Linked DNA regions of Homo sapiens: region 1 is linked to region 2. A link is a loop called in an ENCODE intact Hi-C map of the cell type or tissue named here. Cell type or tissue: Calu3. All regions are shown on one strand. Each heading gives the region's core, and the rest is flanking DNA. Links, peaks and the distances in the headings are about the cores only. Region 1 has its middle 6.2 kb from the start of SOX4. Region 2 overlaps CDKAL1 (CDKAL1 threonylcarbamoyladenosine tRNA methylthiotransferase).

Region 1 (2,910 bases), core at 103-2,602, 370 kb before region 2:
GCTGCAGAGAAACGACGCGCCTTACTTAAGGACTCCAGTGCAAAGGCCACTCCCTACTCAAAAAAAAAAAAAAAAAAAAAAAAAAAAAAAGAGGTTTCCTTCAGGCAGAACGCCTTCCGGAGCGCAGCGACTCGGTCTCGCAGGCACGGCGCTCTCCCTGGCTTAAGCTCGCCAAGGATTAATGGTGCTCAGCCTCGCTCCGCCGCGGCAGCCGAACCTCTCCTTTCGCTTACAGTTACAGGGAGGAAATAAATTGGAATCGACTCAGACTGTGCTTTCTGGAGGAAAGTCCTTCCTACTGTAAACATGTTTCAGGCGATCCTGTCAGCAGCATTTTAACACCCGTCTTCCGTTTAGGTTTTACGACCGGGGAAGGAGCTGAAGACACGCGCGCGCACACACACACAAACGCGGGCGCAGACGCAGCCCAAGCGAGGACACCTCCCGCACCCTCGCGGGCTCCCAGCCCTCCTTTGAATTTGCAACCGGTCGCGGATAGGTTGGGGGGGTCGTTTCCCAGGAGCTTGGCTCCTCCGTCCTCCTACCCCATCCCCTGGCCCTTGGAGATGCTGTCCAGTTCCGTCACTGACCAGAACTGACAGCCACTTGGCCCCCTGCTCTCTTGAGTGCCCAGCATCCTTTGCTCTGGACGACTAAATGCTCTCTGTGAGCCTTGCTTGGTTGGTACGGCGCGCGCTGTGCGTGTGGGACCCACTCTTCGGCAGGCACACGACCTTCGTACACCGGCTGGGCAACCACCCACTTCATCCCCTCCCCGGACCCCGCAGGCTGAGGCCCCATTGAGAGCGCAGCTGCAGCGTCTCTTTCAGAAGGGCAGAGCAGGCTGCGCGTGCACGGCGCGCGGGGGGAGGAAAAGGGCTGAGAGCTGAGGGAAGTCGACAATTCATTGCACCCCAGTCTTCAAGCGTCCCTTCTGCGCGGATCACGGAGGGACAGACGTGCATTGGCGCCTTCCCTCGATCCCTCGCTCGTGCAGGAAAGACTGGACGGTGGGGGCTCTCTGAGTTTGCGAGGGCCACGGAGGCGCCCCAGGGTGCCAGGCGCCCTTGTCAAGGGCCGCGCCCGAAGCTCCAGATTCAGTCCCCAGCACCTGTAGGAGGCGGTTTCGGGTCTGAGAGAAGGGAACATATGGCAGGTAGTTAACAGGGAGAGGCTGCGCCCTGGGCGCAGTTACGAGGAAGCCAAGCTCTGCGGAAGGTCTCGGCTCGCTTTGTCCTCCTTGGATCAGCTGGTCTCTGCCTTTCCGCTGGCAGCCGCGGCAGTCAGGCCCTGGCGCAAGCGTCCGGGTGGAGCTGCCTACTCGACCCGGGGTGGCAGGGGTTGAGGGGGCGGCAAAACCACCCCAGTGGCCCCAGCAGGCGGTCTAGGTGGGGCACGCCCGACGGGCTTCCCACCCCCAACGCAACAGCCCGTTGTTGCAATTACAGTTTTAGCCCCGTGGGGGAAAGCGGGTGATTTCGCTTTTGGAAAAACACTTCAAGAGCAACCCTAAGCCAGCGTTACAAGCCAGTTGACCTGCTATTGGAGGTTGTGCGAGGGCGGGCTGGGGCGCGCGCGTCTGCCAGGGAGGGAATCCCGCTGGGGAGTGGGCAGAGGGAAGCAGAGCAAAATGTCAGATAACAGAAAGAGGGGAGGCGGAGGAAGAAAGGCGCTTGATTGCGGGGAAGTGGGAAGGCACGGAGACCGCATTGGCTGCTAAGTGACGCGGGTCAGGAGGAGAGGGACGCGTGCGTGGCGGGTAGCGACTGTAGGACGCACGGGCCCCCTCGCCAGGCAACCGATCTCCTTTCTTCCAGCCCTTCCCCTCCCATGTTCCCGCCGTAGTCAGACGTCACACTTGGCGCAGACAGCTTTGGGGGAACTCATAGGGATGGGAGGGGTGGGGCAGGGACCGTAGAACCCAGTGCCCCAGACCGCGCCTGGAGTGCAGTACACCTGGCACCCGGGACTCGCCATCTGCTCCCAGCTACCGCCTCTCGGGCCAGGGGTGTGGGCCTGGAGAAAGATAAGAGTACCGCGTGGGAGTGGATGGCCTGGCGTCAACCGCCTCAATGAACTCAGTCAATCAACGTTTATGGTGCTCCTACTGTGTGCCGAGCGCATCCTCGGTCCCCTCCAGCTGCTGGGCTGGGAAACTGCACCATCTGTTCAGTTAAGCAGCAAGCTAGAAAAGAATTCTGTGTATATGGTTGTAAAATAAGTTCAAAATTCTGACAATAATGCATATGCAAATTTGCCATGAAAGGAGGGTGATAGAGATAGTTTGGGGATCTGGAAAAGTGTTGGGTCTAGCAGTACAGAGGTTTTGTGATTTTTCACTGCTTCCTGAAGCATGAAACTCCATCCTTCCTGTCCCACATTCCAAGTTAAAAAAATAATTTAGTGACACTTTATCTGGCTATCACGATTCAAAAATAACTGAAGGCTAGTACTTAAAACACTCAAACTTAACTCATTAATTTCAAAAATATCAGACCCAAACCGCTGCCTTATTGTAACAAATATTTTGTAATATAACTTTACTCTCCTGAAATAAAATCTGTGGATTACGTAACTTACTATGCACAAAATTAAAAAAGAAACCATAATGTTCAAACTACAATGTTAAAGGAGAAATACACAGTAGGTAATTTATAATAAGATAATATACATTTCAAATATGCATGGTAGGGCTGTATTTCACTAGAACACCCAAAATGTTGTCCAAAAATTTAAAAATTCTCCCTAGGAGTACTACTGCCTAGGTGTGAATTATGCACTATGGGTGGCAGGCAAACGCTAAATAATGAGGATGCTACTTGTATTCTGAGTTCTTAAATTTACAGTGGATGTGGTAGATTCTTGTAATAAATCGTCCTCCTAGTACGTGTGCTTTTATGTGGACCTTTT
Region 2 (2,910 bases), core at 313-2,812:
TGATCAAATGCATTTCAGATTATATTCTGAGTAATTCTGCCTTGACGTCCACCAAAGGAACAGATCTGATGTGCCCCTGTGTGGTCTCAGTGATCCCTCTCTTTCAGAATGCCCAACCTGCAGACTTGAACGGTGCCAAATGAAAGACAGAGATAATCGTATCAAAAAACAAAGCTTGGCATCTGCCCATCACCTAATTATTACTCTCTGTAAGCCCGCATTTCATCTGACTCAAGAGATGTGAAAGCAACTCTTAAGCTCTGAACTTACTTTAATGGCTTCAAAACATTTCTCATGTGTAAATTTTTCTCATGGCTCAGAGGCACTGTTAAGAGCTTGAAGTGCAATCTAACAGGGATGAAGAAAAAATTGTTTGATAGCTCAGATCTCAGGATAAATTAGAGTTTAGAACAGGCTTTTTTCCCCCCACCATGCCTGAACATATGGGCTCTGCAGAAAACCTACTGAAACCAAATATGTGACCAATGCAAGGAAACAATCTTAAAACATACATTATGCAGTACAGTATACTATAGAAAAGAATCTTGAAATTGGCTGGGCATGGTGGCTCACACCTGTAATCCCAGCATTTTGGGAGGCCAAGGTGGGTGGACTGCTGGAGCCCAGGACTTCTACACTAACCTGGGCAACATGGCGAAACCCCCTCTCTACAAAAAATACAAAATTAGCTGGGTATTGTGGCATGTGCTTGTAGTCCCAGCTACTCGGGAGGCTAAGGTAGGAGGATCACTTGAGCCCAGGAGGTGGAGGCTGCAGTGAGCTGTGATGGCACCACTGCACTCCAGCCTGGGTGACAGAGAAAGACCTTGTTTCCCCTCCATGAAAAAAATTCTGGTATTGAATACAAAATTATAAGCTATCTCTATCACAATTACATTTTATTTTTATTTTTTGAGATAGAGTCTCGCTCTGTCACCTAGATTGGAGTGCAGTGGTGTGATCTTGGCTCACTGCAACCTCCGCCTCCCGGGTTCAAGTGACTCTCCTGCTTCAGCCTCCCGAGTAGCTGGGATTACAGGCATGTGCCACCACGCCCAGCTAATTTTTGTATTTTTAGTAGAAATGGGGTTTCACCATGTTGTCTGGGCTGGTCTTGAACTCCTGGCCTCAGGTGATCCACCCACCTCGGCCTCCCAAAGTGCTGGGATTACAGGTATGAGCCACCGTGCCTGGCCCACAATTATATTTTAATCTCTCCAGTATAAACTTCAGGAAGCACCTCCTAAGGTAAGCATCCCTAACAGGAACTGCTGCATCAGACCTTCATAAGAAGGAATGAGCAAAGGTGGCCCCTCAGGCTTTGTAATGCATTCTCGACACTCCAGCTGTGGGCTTCTATCTGAATACCTTCATTTTTAGCTGTCTTAATCTTTGGCTTAGTAACAAATATTCACTCAAATGAGCTTATAATAGTTTCCTAATTTTTGGCTTGTTACATTTACCAAAATAAGGGGAGGGTGTAGGACAGAAGAACCAGATCTAGAATTAATAACACAGTATAGAAATCTTTGCCAACAGTGGTGCGCTGGCATTTGTTTATACATAACTTCTCCAATTCCACAAAGTAAGCCCTGCCAAGAAGGTATGCTATCAGAGATCTGGCACCTTAGCTGGAGATACATTTATCTTTACTGCTTCCTCATTGTTTAAATTTTTTTCTCCAAAGAGAGGTACGTAGAAAAGGTTCTCTTAGTAACTGCACATAAGGAAAACACAAGTTAGTTATTTACTGGGTCAAAGTTTGGAAATTTGGAAATTATTCTAGAACTTGTCATTTAAGTCTCTTCTGCTAACTAAATATCAGCCTAAGATATATGGACAAGTGCACATGTGCTCGCAAACACACACACACACACACGCACGCACGCACGAGCTTTAACATAAAAAAGGAACCAAGAGGCACACTTAGAACCATGAAGCCTGTAATCCCAACATTCATGATAGTAGTAGAAACCTGAACTCATCTATTCCTCATTAGTGGCTGGAGATAAGCATCAGTATGAATGAAAGCTGCCCCACAGGTGTGGCAAAGTTGAAGAAATAAAAGGTGAATTGGGTCAAGATGCTTTACTGATGAAGAAATCTTTTCAATAGTCTCTCACACCCGAAACCATTCTCATTCCATGCAGCGCACACAGGAAGCACTGAGCCAGGATGTTCACAAACATAACAATTGGGTGTATTAAACTTCATCTTTAAGTCATCAGTTCAACTCAAAATAATTGTTCCTAAGGGTTTCATTCCAACTAGGTAACCATGAAAGTGTGTTGGCAGATGTTTGGTTTGTATTTTAAATGAAAAAGAAGACATGTGTGATGTTAGCTGTTATTACAATACAACCCTCTCATCCTGTTCTTAGTATCATTTTCAGTGACACTGGAAATACGGTTTCAGCATCACTGAGCTCTATAAACTGCATAAAACGAATAAAGGAGACGGCAGGTGCTTTTCTCTATCTCAAAGAATCTCATAAATGAGAAGCTAATATGTAAAATGTTTCCTACATATCACCATGATAGTTTTGCAGCTTGGAAAATGCAGATAAACTAGTTAGGAAAAATTACATGGTTTATACAATTGGTCCTCCATATTTGTGGGTTCCACACCCACAAGTTCAACTGACCACAAATAGAAAACACTCAGGGGGGAAAAATTCCACAAAATTCCAAAAAGCAAAACTTGAATTTGTCACACACTGAATACTATGTTGAATCCATGAATCTGAAGAGATGTGTAGGCATTGTATTAGATATCAAAAGTCATCTAGAGATAATACATGGGAAAATGTGGGTAGTTTATATGTAAAACTATGTCATTTTATATAAGGAATTTGAACATCCATGAATTTTGGTACCCATCGGGGGTCCTGGAACCAATCCCCCACAGATA

Evidence for each region. A loop is a pair of places that touch in the nucleus more often than their neighbours do. Peaks named below come from ENCODE experiments on the same cell type or tissue, not always from the same donor. Only the 100,000 strongest peaks of a DNase experiment are listed, where the experiment ranks them.
Region 1: a loop joins it to region 2, with 9 times the contacts of the local background. A loop is called at or near these places in 5 of 110 quality-filtered maps.

Annotation. Positions count from the first base shown.
Region 1 is chr6:21,586,145-21,589,054 of GRCh38, reverse strand. No RefSeq gene overlaps it. Among named protein-coding and RNA genes, the nearest start is that of SOX4, 6.2 kb to the left of the region's middle. RefSeq lists enhancers at 618-1,275, 1,916-2,448 and silencers at 1,641-1,720, 1,861-1,920. In Calu3, for the core only: CTCF peaks have their summits at 1,258 and 1,460; DNase peaks (open chromatin) are centred at 154, 484, 904, 1,264 and 1 weaker place.
Region 2 is chr6:21,219,171-21,222,080 of GRCh38, reverse strand. The region is part of intron 15 of CDKAL1 (CDKAL1 threonylcarbamoyladenosine tRNA methylthiotransferase); the gene reads right to left. Among named protein-coding and RNA genes, the nearest start is that of LINC00581, 290 kb to the left of the region's middle. In Calu3, for the core only: no CTCF peak of the experiment used is centred there; DNase peaks (open chromatin) are centred at 1,290, 1,580 and 1,990.